Regions from separate parts of the Homo sapiens genome. Here region 2 is linked to region 1. The links are chromatin loops, found by intact Hi-C in ENCODE. Cell type or tissue: psoas muscle. All regions are shown on one strand. Each heading gives the region's core, and the rest is flanking DNA. Links, peaks and the distances in the headings are about the cores only. Region 1 holds the start of MTTP (microsomal triglyceride transfer protein). Region 2 overlaps MTTP (microsomal triglyceride transfer protein).

Region 1 (8,348 bases), core at 313-8,312:
TTCACCATTGTACTGGAAATTCTAACCAGTGCAATAAGATTTAAAAAGAAAATAAAAGGAAGGAAGAAATAAAACCATTTGTAGATGACTGAATGTCTGTCTAGAAAATCCCCAAAAACATACCAAAAAAAGACGCTCACTAAACTAATAAGCAATTATAGTAAGGTCACATGATATAAGGTTAACATGCAAAAGTCAATTGCCTTCCTATATAGCAGCAGTGCAGAACTGGAACTTGAAATTAAAAAGAAACAACCCCTCCAAAATGAAATAGGTATAAATCTAAAAAATTTGAGCAGAATCTACATGAAGAAGTTGCAAAACTCTGATGAAAGAAGTCAAAGAAGATCTAAATAAATGGAGAGATATGTGTTCATAGATTGAGAGACTTGATGCTGTAAAAATGAGCACACCTAGTGTCCAGATCTTGGTTTCTAGTACAGTTCTTCAATAAAGGAAACCAGAGATTCTTGGAGAAATGAGTGATTCTAAGATTGGAGTAAAAATGCACAAGATGACCTGGGAGCATCTTGCAGTGCCAGATAATAAGGAGATGCTAAAAACCAAAACTAAAACCAGAACCCAAACAAAACACATTTATGGGGTATGTCAAAGGAACGGGGCCAACTGAAGGAACTCCCAGTGGCTAAAGATAGAACAATTGTTGCAACAAAGAAGGATTCAACCTTAACCCAAAGTATAAATTAAATATCCACAAGTCCTTATTGATATAGTGATTAAATAAATCAATTGGAAATTAAAGACAAATTTCCCATGTGGAGGAATTCAAATAATTTACGTAGCTACTCCACCCTCAAGGAGGAGGAACATAACTCCTCACTCCATAAATGTGGGATGTACATAGCATTTCCTTCCAAAGAGTGCACTATGAAAAAAAGGGTGAAGAAAAACAATTAACTTTACAATGGAGAAATCTGACAACACTGCTGAGCCAGGTGATCAAAGTCAATGTAAATAGAGATAAATCATGTTGATATTATGTACCTCTGATGTAATGTGGTATCAAGAAAATAGCACTTTACCTCTGTGGTATTCCTCCTCCAAACTTAACAACCTCAGTCAAATCATGAGAAAAATACCACAAAAATTCACTAGAGGAATATCTTGCGAAGTATCTGACCATTTCTCCTCAGAGCTATTACAGCCAAGAGGAGCCTAAAGATACTTGAGAACTAAATGTAATGTACCCTGGATGGGAGATTGGAAAAGAAAAAAAGAATTAGGTAAAAACAAAAGTAACCTAAATAAAGTATGAATTTTAGTTAATAATATATTAATATTGGTTTATTAATAATAACAAATCAACTACACTAATGTAAGTTATTAACAGAAGTAACTGTGCAGGCTATATGAGAAATCTTTGTGTTATTTTAGCAATTTTTCTGTAAATCTAAAACTGTTATAAACAATAAACCTATTTTAAAGTAACATATACATTATACAATGTGAGAAAATATAATGGCAAAAAAAGAAAATGCAAGCACAAACTATATTCCGTCTCTCAGGGATAATAATTATTAAGGTGTTCAGTGAATATTGTTCTAATCCTTTTTCTGTGCTCATATGTATGTATATTGTTTAAACAAGAAATCTCAAACCATATCTACATCTGCTGTTTACCAGACTGCTTCCTTTACTTACTAAGATATGGTAAATATACTATATTTACAAGTTTACATATTTACATATACCAAACTATACAAAATACACACTTTTATAGTATTATTTTAAAATGGCTTCATGGAATTCTGTTGAATTGATACGCCATAATTTATTGAACTATTTTTGTCATTAACCAAACATGGTATCCAAATTTTCACTATACCACAAAGTTCCTTGTGACACCATTTTTAATGTTTTTTTTTTGTGCACTTTATGCCTAACTCCACAAGACACTGTTATTAAGAGCCAGTGTGTTTCTCCACCATACTTTCTTTGCTCTTCATCCCTTCTTGCATCTCAGATTTTATCTGGGGTCAATTTTTTTCTAATTGAAGCAGATTTTTAAAGATGTCATTTGGAGGAGTCCTTTACTGGTAAATTTTCAGTTTTAGTTTTTCTGGAAAATCTCTATTTCAAGTTTATACTTAAAAGACATCTTTACAGAATATATATAGAATACTTAATTCACAAGTATTTTCTCTCAGCACATTGAAGACAACATTCTAATGTCTCCTAATTTTCATTGATACTGTTAATAATTTAGTAGTTGTCTGCTTCTCTTTCTTCTTGAAAATAATCTGTCCTCTCTATCTAGTTCCTTTAAATATCTTCTCTCTCTCTCTGATATTCTGCAGTTTAATTATGATGTATCTACTTGTGTGTATGTGTGTTTTAAAAATTATCCTGCTTAAGACTTATTGAGCCTCGTGAATCTGTGGATTGGTATCTGTGATAGGCAGACAATGGCTCCCCAAAGATCTTAAATGTCTTAATCTCCAGAACCTGTGATAGTCTAAGTTAAGGTTGTAGATGAAATTAAAGTTACCAATCCACAGACCTCAGGGTAAAAAGATTATCCTGGATTATTTAGGCAGGCCCAGTATAATCACAAGGATTCATAAAACGGAAGAGGGAGACAGAAGAGATGGTCAGAGTGATATGAAGTAAAAAGGATTCAGCTTACTCTTGCTGGATTTGTAAATGCAGGAAGGGACCACGAGTCAAGGAATGCAGGTAGCTTCTAGAAGCTAGAAAAGGTAAGAAACAAATTCTCCCCTAAAGCCTCCAGAAAGGGATACACCTGCCAATACTTTCATTTTATCCCTGTGAGACCAGTGTTAGACTTCTGACCTCCAAGAGTATAAGACAATAAATCTGCTGTTTTAAGCCACTAAGTTTTGTGGTAATTTGTTATGGTAGCTATGGAGAACTGATACAGTGCCTTTCAATAGTTCTTGGAAATTCTTCAAATATATTCCCCAAATATTGCCTTTGCACCACTCACTCTATCCTCTATATCTCTTGACCTCTCTTTAACATTTTTTATTTTCTTATTTTGGTAATTATTTAAAACAATTGGCTTCTTGTTCCACTTCAAATAAATTCATATTTTTATATCTACATATTAAGAATTAGTTCATAAATGTAATTGTTGTATCGTATATACTTTAAAAGGAAAATTGCATTTATACTTGGATATTATTATATTTTAGGTTTTGAAATTTCTTTTTTTAAATGTCTGATAAATTTATTCTGATCAAAATTAAAATCTTATTGTATTTACAGTAGTCTACTAAAAGAGTTTACATCAATTCTCTCCTTTAAATGCTAGCAATTCAGTTTTGTGTGGTCAAAGATAATTTAGAATCCTTTTATGGTAACTGATATGATACAAAGGATTTTTTTGGTTGTTGTCAAATTTGTATGTGCGTATATATGTATAGGGGGTAGAAAATTTGGTTAGTGACTCTATTTTGGAAAAATGAATGTTCTTTTTGGAGTTTTAGATTCCCAGTGTTTCAAACCAAGTTTGCTTTTGATAAGGAATTCAGTGAATCTTTATTTTCTCGTAGAGAATTTTTAAACAATACCTTTCAAAATATTGTATGTATTCCTATATAATTTTGCCTTGGAATAAAAAAAGTCATCACATTAAGAATATTTTTAACTTAAGAAATTTTTTCAAGATTCTTTCAAAATGCTAACTCCCTCATTGATTTGAAAATACTTTTAGAGTTTAAACTATTATGACCATGTAGGGATAACTTAAAGTGTCCTTCTAAATTTTTTTTTCATTAATGTCATGCTTCTTTCTAAGAACAAAGTGTTTCAATGTTATAAACAGACTGTTTTTTCACATAGCTTTCATACATCCTGACTTTCTATATCTAGTAGGGTAATACATTTCCTTCCAACCTTTAGTGGGGTGAAGTTCATTTGTCTTCTAATCTAAGAAAATACGTTAACTCCTGACAACCTCTGACACTCAACAGAAACACAACTGTACTTTGGAATTAATCATCCATCTTTATTTCATAGTCTCCTTATTTATCAATGCAAATGGAAGTATAGCAAATATTTCACAGTGTCATGTACTACCTAAGGAATTTCATTGCAATAGCATTGTTTTGAAATGTATCATTTGATTTTGATCTAACTATCATAGATCAGTTTTACCCCTGTATGTTCAGCCTGAATGTCTAACCACAATTTCACAAAAATCAAGGGCTCTGTTAGTTTTCATACAAAATTGTGATGACTTATTATGAAGACAGTCCCAATTAACAATTGCATGTCATCTGTAAGAAATCAATTTTTTTCTCACTCCCCACCTGTAATTTTTTTTAAGCAAAGAAGAATACTTGGGTCTAGGTTTCAAGGTTTATTTTTCTGTAGTCCTAATATCACTTCAGTAAATTAATCTGAGACTCATTTTTCTAATATGTCAAATGACTGTTGTAAGGATTATTATAAAAACGTAAGGTGATTAACAAAGTATGTAATTGTTCCATAGATGGCAGCTCTTGTTTTTTTACTGTGCTTTGCTTCTGCCCTGCTTCACATATTATGTAAAATAGCTGGTGAGTTTTAGGAGGTAGTGCTCACATGTTTGCACAGTGTTTGCTGTGGACGATCAACAGTAACAGAAGAGCATACTTCTTCGATACACAGAGTTTACTGAATTTGGAAAGGCTTTGGCATTCTTATGTCATCTGTAATGAAACAATCTCCAGAAGTCTTTTCTAAAATGTCCTTGTAAAAAGAAAAAAGTTATGTTTATATTTTATAAAAGGATGATGTTATTTATAACCAGCAGAAGCAGCCTTATTTGAACATCTTATGTTGAAATTGCTACTTAATACAGTGACTCATAGGAGCTTTCTAGTGGAAATCAAATGCTCAAATGAAATAGAATTTAGTTTGTTAGGCAATAGTGATATGTCTTTTATTGGTTGGACTCTGGAAAACACTTGACAACGAATAGTACTTTACCCGAAGGGCACGTATCATGCACCACATAGCCTAACCACAAACATTAAAGGTCTTGTAACTGTGAGCCTCAAATGAAAATACATAAGGACAGCTCTCATACAATCAAATACAATACAAACTAGCTTTTAATTTAAATAAATATGTAAGTAAAGTTCAAGTGACTATAATGATTTTATATCCCTATGTATGTATCACAGAAATTGTGGCAAACTGTAGAAATCTATTCAAATGGAAAGTAACAAAGCACTTTCACATTGCCTTGTATTCAAAATCCCTACTCTTCATAAAAACTTATATTTCTTTAACAAAGCTACTTTTCTGTTTAACTCCCGGAAAACTTCGTATTTATAACTTAAGGGGGTTTCTCCAACCAAACAATTTATTTTTGCTAGGTACTATAGCTATATTTTTTATACAAAATTTGTGACAGCAAATGAAATTCTAATCCCAATAGAAGAACAAACAATTTTCATGTTTCGATCTTCATATATATAATTCAAGAGGAAATATGCTTAACTTTGTAGATTTTTACATTTTAAATTGCATTGTGTCTGTATCAAGTCTACTATCTTTTACCTAGATTGTCTGGAAGATTTAAGCTCAAGGTTACGGTTTGAGAAAAGGGTTTTGAGAGTGACCAGGATAGATTTAAGAATTCATTTTATACTAAAATATGGCCATAAATATTTTTAAATACATTCAAATAGCCCTTTGCTGGCACATTTTTTCCCTTCTTTGCCAAAACATTCCCACAGGCGGCCTAAGTCACCTCATTTTATAGGTTTAGTAGGTTTAGCAGGCTTTATGTGCTCTAGTAGGGTTAGTAGGTTTTGTTCATATCAGGTCTCTCTCATGGGAGTTTCCAGGGACAAGGATTGCTTCAGTTAGTATGGCCTTAGCCATACTAGGGTATTTGCTTTAATTCTACAGAAGTTTTCTAATTAATATTCTGTAGCAAAAGAACTAAGATCTGGAATTCCCCCTCTTAATCTCTTCCTAGAAATGAGATTCAGAAAGGACAGGACTGCATCCAGCCTGTTTGGGAACTCAGACAAATGTGTGTTGTCACAGACACAAATAGAGGTCTACTATGAAATAATTGGCTTGCTAGTGTGCTAATGACAGACAATGCTGATTTGCTCCAACCTCATACAGTTTCACACATAAGGACAATCATCTATGTTTCATGAAAGTTCTATCTACTTTAACATTATTTTGAAGTGATTGGTGGTGGTATGAATTAACAGTTTAAATTTAAATCCTAAAATTCAGTGTGAATTTTTTATAATAGCATAAAAATTCAAAGATGTCCATACAAGAAAAATTAAAATTTGGTTAGGTTTAGCAGAGTTTGAGAATCCTTACTACCCTCCCACATAGTATTGTAATGTGAATATAGGCAGTTACTATTACAGGCATAATGATGATTATGTATTAAGCAGAAAGAAGTATCACCACCAGTTTTTTTCTTTGAATGCCCCTCAGTACTTCTGCATTTATAGGATGGTAGACTGGTTTGGTTTAGCTCTCAAAAGTGAAAACATTTAAAGTTTCCTCATTGGGTGAAAAAAATTAAAAAGAGTGAGAGACTGAAAACTGCAGCCCACCTACGTTTAATCATTAATAGTGAGCCCTTCAGTGAACTTAGGTCCTGATTTTGGAGTTTGGAGTCTGACCTTTCCCCAAAGATAAACATGATTGTTGCAGGTTCTGAAGAGGGTCACTCCCTCACTGGCTGCCATTGAAAGAGTCCACTTCTCAGTGACTCCTAGCTGGGCACTGGATGCAGTTGAGGATTGCTGGTCAATATGATTCTTCTTGCTGTGCTTTTTCTCTGCTTCATTTCCTCATATTCAGCTTCTGTTAAAGGTAAGTTTGTGTTGCCTTTTGCTAAACTTTAATTTCCATCTTTGGAGTTGGAGGCAGATACGTGCGTGTGTGTGTGTTTGTGTGAGTGAATAGTGAAAGAGTTTCTGACTAAACTATCTTCAAAACCATGTAACTTTGGAATGTTTGTGAAAGCATGGCTGAGTTGAAATGAAAACCAAATTCAAATCCCTACAAACATTAAGAAAACAGATATTTCTTTTAGTTTCAGTTCCTCAGACCAGTGTGTTCTTGCTTCAATTTCTCATTCATGGTCTGTTTTTAAAAGAAGGAAAAAAGATACCCACTATTGTTACCTGCTGTTGTTGGTCACATTGAATGCAGCTCCTTCATTTGAATTGTAAATGAGGATTTTTTTTAAAAACCGAGTTCTTAAATTTTCTTTTAGTTGCTTAGCAATGTGACCTCAAGAAGAATTAGACCCAATGAAAAAGGCATTTGATTTGCCAAAGAATTATGAATGAAATGGCACAACATATATTTAATTCCGTTACAATTAAAAAATGATAGAATTCATAGTGAATTAAAGAAAATTAAATTTCCTGATACAGATTTAAGAAATAAGACATTATCTTTGGAAAAATAATGTTGCTACTTACAGTTTCTATTTTAAGATGAAATTAATTTTAAAAATACATATGAATTAATACCATTGAAAAGGCAAGTGAAAAAACATTTTATGAGGAATGGTTTCATAAAACTGTTGTGAAGTGTATTAATATAGAATCATGTTTCAGATCAGCTACATTATAAACATCGGTTTTCCAAATGCTGCATTGTGTAAAATGATCACTTTTTAGTTTCTTAGGAAGACACACTGTTAAAAACCAATTGATATAACAACATAGCGTTATAGGGACCAATTTTAAAACCATGTACTCTAAGTAATTGATAGAAAACAATTCACTTATAAACTTATAAAACCTGTTAGGGATAAATGTGGCTTTTGATATTAAAGTAAAGTTTGCCTCAGGATTTTTTGTGTAGAAAATTTCCACATGAGGAAAAAAACCTAATCTTCATTATTGGAGCAATAGAGGGTTAAATTTAAACCAATTCACCTCAGCAAATCACACTGTAGGTTCTTGAACTAAAGAAAATATTTTCACCAATTTCTAAATATTTACTATTTAAACATACAGTTCTTACTTGGACAAAAGAAATTTTTTAATGAGAAGAAGATTTATAAATTATATCTGACTGAGAGTGTTATATAGAGGACTTACTATTTCATCTGCCAAATAAACTGTTGAGTAGTCAAAATATGTGTGATTTAAATACCATAGTATCAAACCTAATACCATAAGTATTTTGAGAAAAATAATTGAGACATGGTACTTATCATGAGCTTCTCCTGTTTTCCCATTTTATAAACTAGAACATTGGGTGACCTCATGTTTTCAAATATACTTATAAAAAATTTAAGGCCGGGCGTGGTGGCTCACGCCTGTAATCCCAGCACTTTGGGAGGCCGAGGCGGGCGGATCACGAGGTCAGGAGATCGA
Region 2 (8,348 bases), core at 242-8,241, 50 kb after region 1:
TGATGGAGATGCCTTCATTTTCCTTAGTTCAAAAGTTTCCAAATTTAGGTGGATCAGAATCATACAAGGGCTTGTTAAAACATAGATTGCTAGACCCCATCCTCAGAGTTTCTAATTTAGTAGGTATGAAGGGGAACTTATAATCTGTACTTCAAACCAGTTCCCAGGCAATGCTGATGCTGTTGTTCACAGAAACACACTTTGAGAACCATTGTTCCTTTCAAAGTGTAGCAATGATTGAAGGAAAACATCCTTCTTAATTGGCACTTCATCACTCTGGTATTTTAATTGACTAATTAATTTAGCAAATCAACAGAGTCTACTTCCGGTGCTTAAAATTAGGACAGCATGTTTCCAAGCCTAGAGAAAGACTCCAACATCAACACAACTCAAATGGAATTATCTACAGCAGGAGGTCAAATGTGCCATTGGAAAGGGGGTTAACTAAATTGTACTTATTATTTTTATAACTATTATTATGCTTTTTTCTTCTAGGAACTTCAGTTACAATCTGGACTAAAAGCCAATATAGAGGTCCAGGGTGGTCTAGCTATTGATATTTCAGGTGCAATGGAGTTTAGCTTGTGGTATCGTGAGTCTAAAACCCGAGTGAAAAATAGGTAAGTGTTTATGCATTATACATTTATGAATTACATATAAGACTATATACAGAGAACTTCCGAAATATGTTTTGGGAATTAATCTTCTGACTTTTCAAAATCTATGCTTTCTATTTGGAATTATAAAACGATAGAGTTGGAAGTGATCATAGGAAATTATTCTGTCTATAGCTTCTTATGAGCAGGTCAGTACCTAATATGACTCAGCCAAGAATTTTCCTGCTTTTAAAGACATACATAGACAGGATGCCCTGTGAATCAGATGGTTCATCTTCTTTTGGTATTCCACCAAGAGAAGAAATTTCACTTTAAGGTAAACTTTCCTCTTTTGTTGTCTTCAGTGGGGAAAAATAAAATAGATAATTTCATCTGTGCAGAAACTAACTATTAAATGTTAAGAGTCCTTAAGTCTTTTCATCAGCATTCCTTTTTCTAAATAAAATACTCTAAGCTCCTTTAATTTTTCTAATCTACCTGTGAGATTTAATGAAAGTGTTTTACTTTGAATATAAAACAATGTCTTTGAACTAGTGTGAAGATGAAAATTATTAGCCTTCTGTTACAGAATTTTTAAAAAGGAAATAGAAATGCAACTAATTTTAATTTTTTGATATTTAAAAACACATTCAGGCAAAAGTGAGATATGTGATAAAATCAAATTTTTGATTCATCTTGAGCTATGGATGAAGGAACTGAGAGCAATCAAACAGTAGCACATTTAATGTGAAGTGTGACCCACAGTGTTACCAAAAGGAAACACAGAATGAAAAATGACACTGGTCATCAAAAGGTTCACAATATAACTTAGGGCTTCCCACATAATCAGTCATCTTTCACCTCTTTCCAAAGTACTTTCTAGACAGAAGTTTTTCCAAATGAAATGGAATTGAATTCTTTGCAAAGAGAAATCAACAACAGCAACAACAACAAAAAGTAATTTGGATTTTTTAAAAAAGTACACAGTATCCTTAAGAATCTACCCTTATCCATATTGTAACCAATCTGTCTTCCATTTCCACTTGTTCATTTGAAAAAAATATCTTTTAAACCTTTGCTGAATATAGGACATCAGAAGGTACTCTAAGTGATTCAGGGATTAAAACGACCTCTGACCTATTTTTACACTGATCATAACAGCAGCAGGGGTTTTAATTTGCGCAGCAAAAATTAATATTCCTGTCAAAACATAAGGGCATAAAACTCTCATTTAATTGTGAAAGCAGTTTCTCACAGTTTGATTTAAAGTCCACAATTCAATTACAGTAGAAGTAAGTCTTCTGTTGAAATTATTTATCCTCTTCATCATTATCCAGGGCACATTCCCCAGCCAATGCAATCTGTTTATCCAGTTATCTAGAGCATCATTAAAGGACCCACCATATTTTTCCTCCTAGGACCTACTGTACATGCCCCACTGTAAGAATGATTTTTTGTAACACAATATTTTTTCAAATATCTTGGCAATCAAGGGCTTACGCCTCTAGAGACTCTTTGGAGAAGGTAATGAAATGGAATTAAAATAGCTGCCTAGAAGCCAACAGAGAGATAGTTAACAAAAAACTATAAGCATCGATTGTCTTCTTGGTGAGTTTAGACTCCATTTTAATATAACTTGGGTATTTCTGACCTGCTGAGAGGACTGGGTTCCAAGAATGTTTTCATTTTGGTCTTTGTTATGCCCATACAAAACAATGTAGTATCTTACAGACACTCCCCACATCTGCAACTGAAGGCAGGGGAGAGCTCAGGGGAAGGGCAAACCTTCCCTGCCCAATATCTGAGACTCACCAGGCCCTGGTTACCAGCAGAACTCTAAGCACATCCAGGTCACCTCTGAATCCCTTAAGTGTTTCCTTCCAGTCACTGGCATCATACGTTCAGACCCTGTAAAGTTACAGCTGTTAGTCCAATACCATTAAATATAATATGAACAAGTTTTTTCTTTTTTTCTCAAATGTTTAGGGTGACTGTGGTAATAACCACTGACATCACAGTGGACTCCTCTTTTGTGAAAGCTGGCCTGGAAACCAGTACAGAAACAGAAGCAGGCTTGGAGTTTATCTCCACAGTGCAGTTTTCTCAGTACCCATTCTTAGTTTGCATGCAGATGGACAAGGATGAAGCTCCATTCAGGTAAGATGCAGCGTTCAGGTCATGTTCCAGGACCATCCCCAGTGCACCAGGAACTTGCATTCAGTTTAGAACATTCAGTTTCAGAATTAAAACAAAACAGTAGAAACCCAGGGAAAGATGAATTTTCTTTAAATGAGTAGAAGAATAATTGATAAGGCCAAAAAAAGTCAGTTTCTGGGATACCAAAAAAAAATCTAATGACTAGTTCATTTGATTCTGGAGATAGTTATCATATTCTAATCCAGAAACAATTTATCCAGGAAAGAAAGGCCTATGATTTACCATAGGAGTTGCCACATAGTTTCATAAAAAAAATCAGATACACATTTACTGTCTGGTATCTTCACAATAAACTGCTGGACAAAAGATTTCAAATAAAACACCTGGCAATCCATTTACCATGTTTAAGGGCCAAAATGAATTCGCAATTTTTAAGTATTCCATATAGCAGCAACTTGACCCTGTTTAAGTTTTGGCTCAAGTTTCAGAGTTTGGGATTCTGAATTTTTTTAAATAATGCTTTTGGTAAAATAGTTAGTGTTTTAAAATACAAAGATATAATTTCCATGTAACATTTGTGCTGTGTCATTTGAATTTTGTAACCATTATTTGTAACAATACTATCACATAGAGCTAGAATGCCTTGAGTCTAGGTAGCACTGACCCTTTCATAATAGTTGACCTACGGTAAGCATAAGGGTCATTTGTACAGTTAAAACAGCAAGCCACATCTTACATCATCTCCTTTTTTAAGTAGGCCAAAATTGAGCACCTTCATTATTTTACTGACATTTCATGATTCATATTAAAAAACGCATTGATTATATAAAAGTAAACGAGTCAGTTGTATTTTCAGAGAATAAAAGATTGTGCTTTATAGTTAAACTATTAAGCTGTCACTAACTTACATTAAGTTATATCTAGAATGAACCTCCACAAATGCATTTTAAAAACCCCAACCTTCTAATGGTTGAAATGCAGTGACCACCAACCCACCCACATGATTAATTGGTTTGGTTCCACATTTGCCTTGGGCCAGAGCTCTTAGAATGTTTCTCTGTCCGCATTCTCTGCTTAAATCCAGCTGGGCTTGCCTGTTACTCAAAAGGAGAGTGCTCCCAAGGTGGGGCTTCTGGAATGAAGGGTGAGACACAGCACAGCCTGCAAAGCTTAATGGCATCACCAAAAAGCTGAAATGAATTTAGTCTTTCATTCTAGAAAAATGTATGGCAGGACTCCCATATCCCAGGCATTTGAAGTGTTTCTGTTGATATAAAAAGAAATGAGAAGAAAATCACCCATTCATGGAGTAGCCTTTGACACTCATATCCTTTCTCAGATTGCTTTGGAACAGAAACTTCAAGTACATTCAGTAACTTGGCTGGAGAGGTATAGGGTGACTTAACTGTGTGTGTAATTCTGTTATTGTTGCTGTTGTTGTACAGGCAATTTGAGAAAAAGTACGAAAGGCTGTCCACAGGCAGAGGTTATGTCTCTCAGAAAAGAAAAGAAAGCGTATTAGCAGGATGTGAATTCCCGCTCCATCAAGAGAACTCAGAGATGTGCAAAGTGGTGTTTGCCCCTCAGCCGGATAGTACTTCCAGCGGATGGTTTTGAAACTGACCTGTGATATTTTACTTGAATTTGTCTCCCCGAAAGGGACACAATGTGGCATGACTAAGTACTTGCTCTCTGAGAGCACAGCGTTTACATATTTACCTGTATTTAAGATTTTTGTAAAAAGCTACAAAAAACTGCAGTTTGATCAAATTTGGGTATATGCAGTATGCTACCCACAGCGTCATTTTGAATCATCATGTGACGCTTTCAACAACGTTCTTAGTTTACTTATACCTCTCTCAAATCTCATTTGGTACAGTCAGAATAGTTATTCTCTAAGAGGAAACTAGTGTTTGTTAAAAACAAAAATAAAAACAAAACCACACAAGGAGAACCCAATTTTGTTTCAACAATTTTTGATCAATGTATATGAAGCTCTTGATAGGACTTCCTTAAGCATGACGGGAAAACCAAACACGTTCCCTAATCAGGAAAAAAAAAAAAAAAAAAAGTAAGACACAAACAAACCATTTTTTTTCTCTTTTTTTGGAGTTGGGGGCCCAGGGAGAAGGGACAAGACTTTTAAAAGACTTGTTAGCCAACTTCAAGAATTAATATTTATGTCTCTGTTATTGTTAGTTTTAAGCCTTAAGGTAGAAGGCACATAGAAATAACATCTCATCTTTCTGCTGACCATTTTAGTGAGGTTGTTCCAAAGACATTCAGGTCTCTACCTCCAGCCCTGCAAAAATATTGGACCTAGCACAGAGGAATCAGGAAAATTAATTTCAGAAACTCCATTTGATTTTTCTTTTGCTGTGTCTTTTTGAGACTGTAATATGGTACACTGTCCTCTAAGGGACATCCTCATTTTATCTCACCTTTTTGGGGGTGAGAGCTCTAGTTCATTTAACTGTACTCTGCACAATAGCTAGGATGACTAAGAGAACATTGCTTCAAGAAACTGGTGGATTTGGATTTCCAAAATATGAAATAAGGAAAAAAATGTTTTTATTTGTATGAATTAAAAGATCCATGTTGAACATTTGCAAATATTTATTAATAAACAGATGTGGTGATAAACCCAAAACAAATGACAGGTCCTTATTTTCCACTAAACACAGACACATGAAATGAAAGTTTAGCTAGCCCACTATTTGTTGTAAATTGAAAACGAAGTGTGATAAAATAAATATGTAGAAATCATATTGAATTCCTTTTGTCTTTTGTTACTTCCAACACCATATTTCTCATTCCTGCCACTTTCTGAGCCTAGACACATACACAGTTAAGCCTCTGCAGCAATACAGGTCAGGCCAGGTTCTCTAGATGGGAGACCAGACCCATTTGAAAAATGGGCCACTGAAAATATCAGCAGTCAGAACCTCTTAAGGACGTGTGAGCTTGAAAACATGCCATAACCCCAGTTTTCATAAAGCTCTGGACTGGCCCCTTTACTGTCATGTTACTAAAAAGGAAGAAAGGAATCAGAAACTAAGGTGGTGGGTGGAGCATGGTATGTGGTAGCATCAGCCTTGGGGAAACCACTCTGTAAAGATGCTGACGTCGCAGGGAAAGTGAGTTGGTCTAGGGTACTAAGCTGAAGATGTTGTGGACTCAGGCGCTTCAGCCCTGTGAGGTTTAACAAATCACAGCCACCTCTGCAAAATGTAATCATTTACTTAACAATGATGACTGTGGTGCTCTGAATGTTAGTGTTTTGCCATTTCCCAACTGTTTACTGGGCTGCTGAGCCAAGTATCTGCCCACCCAGTGGAGAATGGATGATCCTGAGCAACTCTAACATGCTCCAAAGAAACAAGAAAGCAGCAGCATAGGACAAACAGTAACTCCTTTGTAGATAAACAAGACAGAAAATGAAGAGGGGTAGAGTGATAGTCCACATTTGGAAATAAGATATTGGAGCCAGAAAAATAACTTTAAACCTCATTTGCAGTCCTCTAGTTCTGACTACTTCTCCATTATAAATGCCAGCATACAGACACATTTGTCTTCTGAAAAGACATCTATTTGGGAATTGTATAGCCCCCTAATGTGAATCTCCAGGCCTCTGTCCAGTCAGATCTTTCCTGCAAGCTTTAAGATTAGCGTGGCTTCTTTTCTTCTGTGAAGTGTTATTGTCATTCCCTGGCTCATGTTGCAGTCCTGCCTGTGACAAGTTGCTCCCTGCTTCTCTAAACTGACCACCTTCAAGTAAGTGTTAAAGCTAACACTTACTGAGTGCCTATTATATGCGAGGTATTTTAAAGCCTTTTCCGTACATTAATTTAATCTTCATAAAAACTATATTTAATAGGTAGCATTATTTCCATATGATAGATCAGCACTAAGAGAAATATAATATGAGTCACATAAGCAATTTGGAATTTCTAGTAGCCACATTAAAAATGTAAACCAAAACAGGCGAAGTAAACTGTAATAATATATTTTATTTAACCCAAAATATCCAAAGTATTATCGTATCAATATATAAGTAACATAAAAATTATTAATGGGAAGCTTTACTTTTGTGGGGAAGATTAGGTCTTCAAAATGTGGTATATATCTTGTATATAAAGCACATTTCAGTTTGGATGAGACACATTTCAAGTGTTCAGTAGATGCATGTGGCTAGAAGCTGCTGTATTGAATAGTACAATATTGGGCACACAAGACATTTAATTTGCCCCACAGAAGACACTTTCTCACTTAGAAAGTGAAAGAACCAGGACTCAAATATGAGTAGTTTCACCTCAGAACCTGCTCTCTGAACCCATTATAGGATGTTTCCCACATGCTTTTGGTTTTAAAGATTTGCTGCCAAACGAATACAGACAGTAGGTTATGAAAATGAGAAACATGTGACAGCAGCAATAAAGCTAAGAGTTGTTGCCCTTTCTTTTTTTTTGAGACAGAGTCTTGCTCGGTCGCCCAGGCTGCAGTGCAGCGGCGCAATCTCAGCTCACTGCAACCTCTTCCTCCCAGGTTCATGCCATTCTCCCGCCTCAGCCTCCCGAGTAGCAGGGACTGCAGGCGCCCGCCATCATGCCTGGCTAATTTTTTGTGTTTTTAGTAGAGACAGGGTCTCACCGTGTTAGCCAGGATGGTCTTGATCTCCTGACCTCGTGATCTGCCTGCCTTGGCCTCCCAAAGTGCTGGGATTACTGGTGTAAGCCACTGCGCCCGGCGGACTTGTTGCCCTTTCTCTGTGGTCGTTCAGTCTCCTCCTCTGATGGAATCAGAAGCCCACCATAATCAATTGTAGAACGCATCCATCATTCCAAAAAGAAACCTGTACACTTTAGCTATCACTTCCAATGTACCCATCTCCCAGCCCTAGGAAATCACTAGCCTACTTTCTGTGCCTAGATTCATTGTGGACAATTCATATAAATGCACTCATATATACTATGTAGTCTTTTGTGACTGGCTTCTTTCACTTAGCATTGTGTTTTCAAGTTTCGTACACGTTGTAGCATGTATGAGCACTTTATTCTTTTTTATGGTCAAATAATATTGCACTATACAGTTATGCCATGTGTTTATCCATTCATTAGTTAATGGACATTTGGTTTGTTTCCACCTTCTGGATATTATGAATAATTCCGCTATGAACATTTGTGTACAAACTTTTTGGTGGGCATGTGTTTACATTTCTTTATACTTAGCAGTACAATTGGTGACTCAAATGGTAACACTATATTTAACTTTTTGAGAACTGCCAGAATTTTCTCCAATGTAACTGAACCATTTTACATTCCCACCAGCAGTGTATAAGGGTTCTGATATTTCCACATTCTCACCAACACTTATTAATATACTTCTTTTTGATTATAGTCATCCTAGTGGGTGTGAAGTTAGCACTATATTTCGAATAAATAAAAAAATGTATTTGGCTGGGTATGGCGGCCCACACCTGTAATCCCAGCACTTTGGGAGGCCAAGGTGGGATGATTGCTTGAGGCCAGGAGTTTGAGACCAGCCTGAGTAACATAGGAAGACCCTCATCTCTACAAAAAATAAATAAATAAAAAA

The links. Hi-C counts contacts between places; a loop is a spot of excess contacts. Peaks named below come from ENCODE experiments on the same cell type or tissue, not always from the same donor. Only the 100,000 strongest peaks of a DNase experiment are listed, where the experiment ranks them.
Region 2: it touches region 1 in a loop (3.0-fold over the local background); 13 of 110 quality-filtered maps call a loop at or near these places.

What each region holds. Positions count from the first base shown.
Region 1 is chr4:99,568,146-99,576,493 of GRCh38, forward strand. It overlaps MTTP (microsomal triglyceride transfer protein), which reads left to right and starts at 6,679. Exons shown (of 18, transcript NM_001386140.1): 1 at 6,679-6,825. The coding sequence starts at 6,765. In psoas muscle, for the core only: no CTCF peak of the experiment used is centred there; no DNase peak of the experiment used is centred there; H3K4me3 peaks cover 1,094 bases; H3K27ac peaks cover 1,439 bases.
Region 2 is chr4:99,618,479-99,626,826 of GRCh38, forward strand. It overlaps MTTP (microsomal triglyceride transfer protein), which reads left to right. Exons shown (of 18, transcript NM_001386140.1): 16 at 496-620; 17 at 2,583-2,753; 18 at 4,199-5,519. The coding sequence ends at 4,370. Among named protein-coding and RNA genes, the nearest start is that of C4orf54, 35 kb to the right of the region's middle. In psoas muscle, for the core only: no CTCF peak of the experiment used is centred there; no DNase peak of the experiment used is centred there.